Regions from separate parts of the Homo sapiens genome. Here all the other regions are linked to region 3. Evidence: chromatin contacts called from ENCODE Hi-C or POLR2A ChIA-PET data. All regions are on one chromosome and are shown on one strand. The core of a region is the stretch at or near the end of the contact, and the rest is flanking DNA. Distances in the headings are between cores, read along the strand shown. Region 1 has its middle 160 kb from the start of LINC01243. Region 2 has its middle 63 kb from the start of LINC01243. Region 3 has its middle 76 kb from the start of LINC01243.

Region 1 (2,950 bases), core at 428-2,927, 240 kb before region 3:
AGAAACAGGCACAACAGATAGCGTCATGATGTCATAGAAAGCCAAGTAACAGATTTTATATATATTTAATTTTCTCCTGAAATAAAATTCCAAAGCAGAGGTTTCTCCTGAACTGGGCTATATAGACATATACAGTTTCTCTTCCACCTTCGAAACTACACCATATCACTCTTGTGCTATTTAGTGGTTGACAAGATGAACTTACAGATAAGAGCACAAGGCTGACTTGGCCTTCTCCATAAGTGGGAGCTCACCCTGGACTGATTATTGCTATAGCAGCCTAAAAGGAAGAAGAGAAAGGAAGCACTACTCTGATTTTCTAATTTGATCCCTCATCTCTAACTATGCATAGCTATCTTGACCAACAGATTTCCTCAGGACAGATTATACCATAGGCACTACATGATACTACAACACATAATGGGTTGCTAATACTTATGTGACATAAATTCTGTCTTCTACAGGGGATTCCCATTTCCAAAAAGAAGTTAACCAAACAAACAGAAAACTTCATAGCCAAATTTTCATTTTAAACGTATGTTTTAAAGTGCAGCAAATAAATAATAAATGCATGAAATAAATTACTTTTAAAATATATTCTGTCCAATGTTAAGGAGTGTTTTCTTTAAAGCAGTTCATACAGCTCATTCAACTGCACATATTTATAAATGTTTGAGTTTCTCATGTTTCTTCTCACAGAAATTTTTTTTTGTTTTTTGATTCATTTTCCAAATATAAGCTCAACTACTATCACTGCCTTTTCAGGTGTTATGTAATAATTTTTATTTAATGATGACAGCATAATTAAGATTTTAAAGTATACTCTATGTCTATACTCTTGCTTATTTTTTTTCAAAAGGTAGGCACAATGCTAATTTATTTTGTGTTTGAGCAAGGTACAAATATAAAAAAACATTTCTAGGAGTCTTATTTTATAAAGAAGAAAAAAGTCGTAACTCTGATCTTATATTTGTTGAAAAAAATAGTAAAAATGGAGTAAGAACTTTATTTCACTTTATGTGTGTTTTTGTGTATCTGTATGTTTGGAAGCAAACAGATAACCCGTGATTATCACTTGTCTATCTGTCCCTTAAAAATAGTACATTTGTAATATATTTGTTCTTAAGTCTGATATTTTAAGAGAGAATATCAAATAGAACAGAAAAAAATCATTTTGAAATTTTTGTCTGATCCTGATCCATTTAATCTTGAGCTCAGCTATCCAGCAGCACTTTTCCCTAAACGTGATTATCACGTTTAGGGAAACACTTCTTGTCAGACTACACAGAAAATCTTTCTGAATGTAGGCTCCTGTGAGGTCTCTTGTTTTCAGTAAGTTAGAGAACTGATGTGATATGTTTGTTTGATATAGGATAGAGTTGTGATATTTGTTGCTGTATTTGTTCATATGGTGTTTATTTTCTGGAAAACAAAAGTTCTTACATCACTCTATGAAACTCATAATGGTTTTAGATAAGCTCCGTGGAGGCTTTCATTTCAAAGAGTTCAACATTCGGTAAATAGAAATACTCTTATTAGTCATACAGAATCATTTCACAATAATGTTTTCTAATAACACTGGAGAATTTGTGGGGCCCTCTCTGGGCCACTAACCCTGTTACAAACCACATCTACTTGCAAAACAGCTAGAGTTTCAGGCTGTAGTTATCTGCCTTAGCTAGGATTGAGCAAGCAGAAGACAGCTGCTGCCCTTTCTCATCTAGCCTGTAGGGTGAGCCTTGCACGTGAATCTATCAGAACAAAAGCAATCTATTGACCTAAATGGGAACTGAGCTGATACATAACCTCTGCTAAATGATCCATATCACAAAATGGTTGATTGGAGTGCTAAAAATCTTTTTGGATATTTTAATCAGAATTTTAGTAAAGACAACACTGGTATGCTGTCTGTTTATGACACGGGCTATTAAATCTAGACTTTCCTACTTCAGTTGATTGTTTGTAACAAGAATTAAATTGTGCTTCTAAAATTCCTTGCTTGTCTCCCCCCGGTGATTATGAGCATGCTTCCTTTTCCTCGGCCAAGTTTACAAGGTTTAAATGAAAAATAGTGTTGCCATGTTACACCTATGTGATCTGCATAATAGCTCAAGATGAATAGTGCTTCTTCAACTTTAGCAAAGGAAGATCTGTATGTTTCTTAAGCACTTGAATTTTAAGCATTGTATTTGATTGATGTTCTTGAAATGATACTTTCAGTTCTTTGCTAAAAACAAGGGTACATATCTGAAAGAAGCTCATCAGTCCAATAGCTCTTACAAATGTGCTGCTTTCTGTTTTTAAATAGAAAAGCGTCTGTCCTGGGCTTTTCTTTTTTCATTCTCACAGTGGCTCATTTGCACCATTCCTAGAAATATCATCACACTTGGCAGCTTTTCATTAAATGAGGGAGTGAATTTGTCAGCGTTCTCACAGAGAGCTATATTTATCAGGGCTTGCTTTTACACATTATAAGCTTTCTGCCATCCTGGGGAAAGCATGGAGAACAGTCAGTTCCCAGTGCTTCTTGCCTGTCAGGTCCAAACAGCTCAGAATTTGTCTAGGTTCAGCCTATAAGCACTGAAGAGGAGTTTGTCTCTTTTGCAAGGGTCCAGTTTTGTTGATTTTTCTTCAAGCTGTGTTTTAAGACTAGCTAAACACCAGGTGAAGTTTTTTGTTTGTTTGTTTTTTAAGTTGGGTGCAGTGGCCCACGGCTGTAATCCCAGCAATTTGGGAGGCCGAGGCAGGCGGATCACCTGAGGTCAGGAGTTCAAGACCAGCCTGGCCAATATGGCAAAACCCTGTCTCTACTAAAAATACAAAAATTAGCCGGGCGTGGTGGCAGGTGCCTGTAATCCCAGCTACACGGGAGGTTGAGACAGGGAGAATTGCTTGAACCTGGGAGGCAGAGGTTGCAGTGAGCCGAGATCACGCCACTGCACTCCAGCCT
Region 2 (3,235 bases), core at 357-2,856, 140 kb before region 3:
TTTTATCATTGAATTGTTATTCCACTGTATGGATGTACCATATCTTCCTCTTCACTTGCTGGTTGATAGGTGTTTGTTTTCAGTTTTGGTGTATTATGGATTGGGCTGCTATAAACATCACATAGAAGTCTTTGTGTGGGCATGTATTTTCATTTCTCTTGGGCAGATTCCTGTAAGTGGTATTGCTGAGTCATGCTTTACATTTACATTTAAGTTTTAAAAACCATTTTACAAAGCCACTATACCATTTTACTTTCCCTCCTGTAATGTATAAGGATGTACATGTATTGGTGTCCGTCTTTTTTTTTTAGAACCATTCTAGTGGGTGTTATGTAGTATGACATTTTTGTTTTAATCTGCATTCTCCTAATTATGATGCTGAGTGTCTTTTTCCATGCTAATTGGTCGATGTACATCTTTTTGTTGAAATGTCTGTTTTTTTTTATTTGTTTGTTTTTTGAGACAAGGTCTTGTTCTCTCACCCAGGCTGGAGTACAGTGGTTCAATCATAGCTCACTGCAGCATCAAATTTGTGGGCTCAAGCAATTATCCTGCCTCAGCTTCCTGAGAAGCTAGGGCTATAGATATGAGGCACTATTTTTGGCTAACTTTTAATTTTTTTGTAGAAATGGGGTCTCAGTATGTTGCCCAGGCTGGTCTGGAATACCTGGCCTTAAGTGAATCTCCTGCCTGTCTCCTAAAGTGCTGGGATTGTACCCATGGAACCACTGTGACCATCCTGAAATTTCTATTGAAAACTTAAGCCCATTTTTAAAGTGGGCCATTTGTCTTCTGGTTATTGAGTTTATGTCCTTTGCTGGGACATGGATGAAGCTGGAAACCATCACTCTCAGCAAAGTAACACTAGAACAGAAAACCAAACACTGCATGTTCTCACTCATAAGTGGGAGTTGAACAATGAGAACAAACACATGGACACAGGGAGGGGAACATCGTGCACCAGGGCCTGTTGGGGGTTGGGGGACTAGGGGAGGGATAGCATTAGGAGAAATACCTAATGTAGATGACGGGTTGATGGGTGCAGCAAACCACCATGGCACCTGTATACCTATGTAACAAACCTGCACGCTCTGCACATGTACCCTGGAACTTAAAGTATAATAATAATAATAAAAGAAAGTAAGCTTACTGTAGAGGTATGGCTTTAAAAATAATAATAATAATAATAATAATAATAATAATAATAATAATAATCAGAATACATTTTGAATACAAGTCCTTTGTCAAAATTAGGATTTGGAAGTACTTTCTCCCAGGTTGTATCTTGTCTTTCGATTTTCTTAAAGGTGCCCTTTGAAGTATAAATGTTTTTAGTTTTTACCAAGTCTGATATAACACATTTTTCTTTTATAGACGGTGCTTCTTTATAGTATTTAAGAAACATTTTCTTTTTCTTTATAGTATTTAGTACTATAAAGTACTATATGACTCAGCAATACCACTTACAGGAACCTACCCAAGAGAAATGAAAATGACCATAAAGTACTAACTATATAATGCTTTATAGTGCTAACTATAAAGTGCTAACTATATTGTAGCAGGACGAGCCACAGACAAAACCTCTCAGACACTGAGTTGTAGAAGGAAGGGCTTTGTTCAGCTGGGAGCATTGGCAAGCTACTGCCTTAAAATCCCAGCTCCCCGAGTGTACAATTACTGTCCCTTTTAAGGGCTCACAACACTAAAGATTTCACATGAAAGGGTAGTGATTGATTTGAGCAAGCAGGGGGTACGTGACAGGGGCTGCATGCACCGGTGGTCAGAGAGAAACAGAACAGGGCAGGGAGTTTCACAGTGTTCTTCTATACAATGTCTGGAATCTATGAATAACATCGGTTTCTAAGTTATGAGTTGATTTTTAACTACTGGGTTTAGGCCAGGCAGGACCAGGCCTGGTTTCAGGCCTGGCTCTGGGCTGCCTGTCTTTGGTTTTACTTCCTTGTTGTTTTTTCTTAAAACAGGTACTGAGTATAAAACAATATAAAATAATATGAGAGGGTCTTTCTCTTCCTTCAATATGGTACTCTACAGTACTAACTATAAAGTACTCTACAGTACTTTATAGTACTTTATATAGTACTATATAAAAATATATATATAGTACTTTATATAGTACTGTATATAAATGTATATATTTATATATAAAGTACTATAGAGTACTTTATAGTACTTCTATATAGTATTTAAGAAACAGCTTTGTTCCCTTTATTTATTTAATAATGTTAGCTCTTTCATTTAGATCTCAGATCTATCTTATTTTTGAGTATGATTTTTAAGACAGTTTAAACTTATCTTTTATGTGTGAATATCAGTGGTCCCACCACTATTTATTGCAAAGACTATTATTTTCCCATTAAATTAATGACATTCAACTTGTTTTGAAAGTTAAGTGACAATAAATATAAGAGTTTATTTCTGGATTCTCAATTCTGTTCCACTGATTTATTAATATATGTCTATCTTTGTATCAGCCCCACACTTTATAGATTATAGTAACTTTATAATAAGTTGAAATTGGGAAGTGTGACTCATCCAAATTTGTTCTTTTTTAATATTATTTTGGTTATTCTATGGTCTCTACCTTTTTGTATAAATGTTCGAAGTAGCTTCTCAATTTCTGAAGGAAAAAAAAAGCCTGCTAGATAATTGATAGGGTTTACATTGAATGGTAGACAAATTTGAGAAGAATTGCAATCTTAATTACACTGAATCTCACAACCTATGAACATGAAAATTCTCTCTGTTTATCTAAGTATTTTTTCATCTCTTTCAGCGACACTTTACACTTTTACTTTATAGATCTTATAATTCTTTTGATAATTTACAACTTTTTTGATGCTAATGTATTTGAGTTGTCTTAATTTTGTTTACAGACTGTTCATTGTTAGTATATAGAATATAATTTACTTTTTTATTGATTTTGTTTATCCTGAAACCTTGATGAATACATGTATTTATTTTTATTATAGCATATTAGGCTATAAATTGGAAATTATTTTTTAAATAAATTTTATTGTGCGTATTCAAAGTATTCAGCATGTAGTTATGAAATGCACAGATAGTAAAATGATTACTGTAGTGAAGTATATTCACATATCCATCATGTCACATAGTTACCCATTTTTCGTGGTGCATGGCAAAAACAGCTAGAATATACTCATTTAGCAGAAATCCCTAATACAGTACAATTTTATTAACTCATGTTGTCCGTTAG
Region 3 (3,209 bases), core at 698-3,197:
ATTTGTGCAAGTTTTAAAAATAATATTGTCTTTTTTTTTTTTTTTACAGAATCTTAATAGAAGTGTGTGGGTTTATATCATTTTGTTTTAAATCTCTAACTCATATAGAAATTAGAATAATACTTTCTATGTAGTAGGTGCTAGCAAGTTGTTATTGGTATTTAATTGTATTTGATATGGTTAATTTTATAAGTAAACACAATTTCCAAATTTCTATTACAGCCTAATTAAGAGTTTCTAAAGAAAAAGCAATAATTTTCTTTAGTCCCTACAGTATCATTTCCTTAAAATAATGACTAGTAAAGATTTATTGTGTACCTTTTCATAACATTTTAAACAAAAATGTATATATGTAATATTTATATACTATGTGTGTATATCTATCCACATCTGTATTATATCATGTGCATATATTTGCTTTTTCTGTACTTTAAATATGTGCCATCATCTAAATGTGTTTTATTCTGTTAATGAATAATTTTCCTACAGTCAATATACAAATAGTGTTCTTTTTGTTTTATGTTTACTGTTAAACACAATGCTTTGGTAAATACCCTTAAACTTACTAATATCATTACATACTGTTAGTCTAATTTATCAACAGTGTAGATTGCATTACCAGGCCAAAAGTTTCAGGCAATACTTATTTTAATATGTACCATCAGACAATTAGTTTTCTAATATTTTAAGCAACGTGCATCCCCCTAATAAATTTACTGTATTCTCAAGTTTTAACCTAACACAACATTTTCAATATTACAAGAAAGCTCTTAATCCTCAGAAAAATACTTTAGATAAAAATAAATTTAAAGTTTTTGACATAAAGAAACAGCATATAAATCTTGGCTAATGTGTATGTATGTTTTTCTTTTGTTCTTTGCCTAAGAGGATGTAAATTGTACTCAAGACATGTCTCCTAAAGAAATTAGATCATTTATTTGCTATTCTTTTTCAGTTTTATAACTGATAACTACTGGCAGTTGTACCTCTATTTAATTATAATTTATAACAAATAATTATGAAACAAGGGACTTATAATTTTATGTTTCCACATATTTTAAAGCATGTTCTTATAAACATTTAACTTGAGGCATGTGAGAAAGTCATATTAATACATTTTATTCTGGATCTATCAGGGTGAAGTGAGACATTTATGTACATGACATTATTCAGATTATCCTAAAAAATGTGAGATTTTACAAATTCCATCTACTTTGTACTTAATCTTTACTAACAATAATTTTATTATACACTTTTATTATATAGCTTCTTAATTATGCTGTAATTTAACTTCGAAATTGCCAATTGATTAAAGAGACATTTGCTTCAGAGTATTTTTCTTTTTGTCTGATTAAGTAAACTCTTAGCTACTATTATATTGGCCTTTGTCAATAATATAAAAATAAATATTAATTGTGGTAATTTGCACTTGAAATCATTCTGCTAATGCTAATTATAATATAACTATATAACAGCTTCATTCAAATAAACACAGCAGAGAATTGCCTACCGGCAATTATTCTGGAAATATTATTTCTTTATCATTATCATGATGATCATCTAAGTTTATAAACTAATTTCATGTATTTTTATGTAATTTGATTTATGTATCAACTGAGTGGGATTGAATGGCCAAGTGTCCCTATTTTCTGTACTTAAGAAACAGCCTCACAGAGATTGACTTGGATCTGAGGATACAGTAATAAGAGACAGAACCAGAAAGACAGCCTGAGTCAGCCTAATAATTGTTACTGTCAAGTACTGTACATATCCAGAATTTGATGTGTTATCTTAGTCAATTACAGTAAACTGCTACGACAGGAATATCCTCATTTTATAAATCAGGAAATTAATTTTCTCTGAGTCACACAGTTAACACATGGCAGTTTCTGGGTGTAATTCCAAGGTTGCCTCATATTTTGCAGATTCTTTTCCCATTAAGTCACATAGACTATAGCTTCAAGATGAGCTTATTCCCAAGTAAATATCACGTGCACTTTCGTTTCAAAGCACAGTGCTTTGAGGTAACTGCAGTTACAAGGCTATAATCCATGAAAATTAAGAGAAGTTGTCTTAATAACTATTCTGTACAACTTTTAAAAAGTAATAGGAAATAAAAGGGAAAAAATAACTTTAGGTAATGGAAAGAAATTAGAAACCCTGGCCACAAAAAGACGTGTGGTATATTAATACTGCCACTACCTGGCAAACAGATTTGAAAATTATTGTGTTATTACTAGAACAAATTGTTCTGGTGAAGTTGTCTTCAAAAGACCAACAAGAGATTACTGGTTTTTGAAAGAAACAAAGACTTACTGCCTTAGACTGTTACTTGATGGGTAAATTACTATAGGGTTTACACAAAACTTTAAAAAAATATATCATTGTGATAACTCTTTCACAGGAATCCAGGGAAGCTGATAAACAGGAACCATCATGATCTATTGCCTTACAGACGTGGAAATAGACATAATTTCACACCTCACGGCAGAGCTGAACATGAGAGATAAATGATTCGTAGACAGTGCTAAAAAATTTACATACTTGGTTATGCCTAAGAAAATAAAGCAATTAGTTCTGTAGATTTGTTACTACATGTGCCTTGGTGGTGGCAACTAAAGATTAACTTAAAAAAAAAATTCACCAGAGGGCACCAAAGAGAAAGATTCAGCTCCTAAAAAAGTCTGGTCGCGCGCACACACACACACACACACACACACACACACACACACAATTGAAGAGGCAGCTAATAATTTGGACAAATATCTGAGGTTGTTTTATGGATGTGTAAATATATAAATGCATTAGAAAGTCAAGAAATCAGAGAAATCACACACAGACAAGAATATGGAAATATGCTCAACATCACTAATCATCAGGAAAATGCAAATCAATACCACAAGTATCACCTCACATCTGTTAGAGTGGCCACAATCAGGTAAACAGAAAATAGCAAGTGTTAAGAGGATGTGAAGTAACTGGAACAGTTGTATATTTTGGGTGGTAATACCAATTGGTAGAGCCACTTATAAAAAACACTTTGGGGATGCCTCAAAAAATAGAGTTACCATATCCAGTAATCCCACTTCTGGTTATATATTCAAAAGTGTTGAAAACAGGATATTGAAGAGATATTTACTCACTCATGTTTATTATAATATGATTCACAATAGTCAAGATGTAAAGGAAACCTTAATGTCCATCAGCAG

What was found. Hi-C counts contacts between places; a loop is a spot of excess contacts on that map. ChIA-PET counts read pairs that join two places held with the same protein, here RNA polymerase II (POLR2A). Pooled maps may share reads with other maps.
Region 1: a map of naive thymus-derived CD4-positive, alpha-beta T cell shows a loop between it and region 3 (11-fold over the local background). The contact joins two enhancer-like sites. A Hi-C loop is called at or near these places in 3 of 168 maps with a recorded cell type or tissue (CD4-positive, alpha-beta memory T cell, MCF 10A and naive thymus-derived CD4-positive, alpha-beta T cell), 13 of 37 single-sample maps with no recorded cell type and 12 of 50 pooled maps. POLR2A ChIA-PET finds 5 or more read pairs at or near these places in 2 of 52 experiments (MCF 10A and activated T-cell).
Region 2: a map with no recorded cell type shows a loop between it and region 3 (5-fold over the local background). The contact joins two enhancer-like sites. A Hi-C loop is called at or near these places in 4 of 37 single-sample maps with no recorded cell type and 3 of 50 pooled maps.

The regions. Positions count from the first base shown.
Region 1 is chr9:31,541,323-31,544,272 of GRCh38, reverse strand. No RefSeq gene overlaps it. Among named protein-coding and RNA genes, the nearest start is that of LINC01243, 160 kb to the right of the region's middle. Within about 2 kb of position 1,677, at least 3 of the 41 ENCODE cell types and tissues checked have a DNase peak (open chromatin) inside an H3K27ac peak, as active enhancers do.
Region 2 is chr9:31,442,507-31,445,741 of GRCh38, reverse strand. No RefSeq gene overlaps it. Among named protein-coding and RNA genes, the nearest start is that of LINC01243, 63 kb to the right of the region's middle. RefSeq lists an enhancer at 1,819-1,878. Within about 2 kb of position 1,606, at least 2 of the 41 ENCODE cell types and tissues checked have a DNase peak (open chromatin) inside an H3K27ac peak, as active enhancers do.
Region 3 is chr9:31,303,414-31,306,622 of GRCh38, reverse strand. No RefSeq gene overlaps it. Among named protein-coding and RNA genes, the nearest start is that of LINC01243, 76 kb to the left of the region's middle. Within about 2 kb of position 1,947, at least 3 of the 41 ENCODE cell types and tissues checked have a DNase peak (open chromatin) inside an H3K27ac peak, as active enhancers do.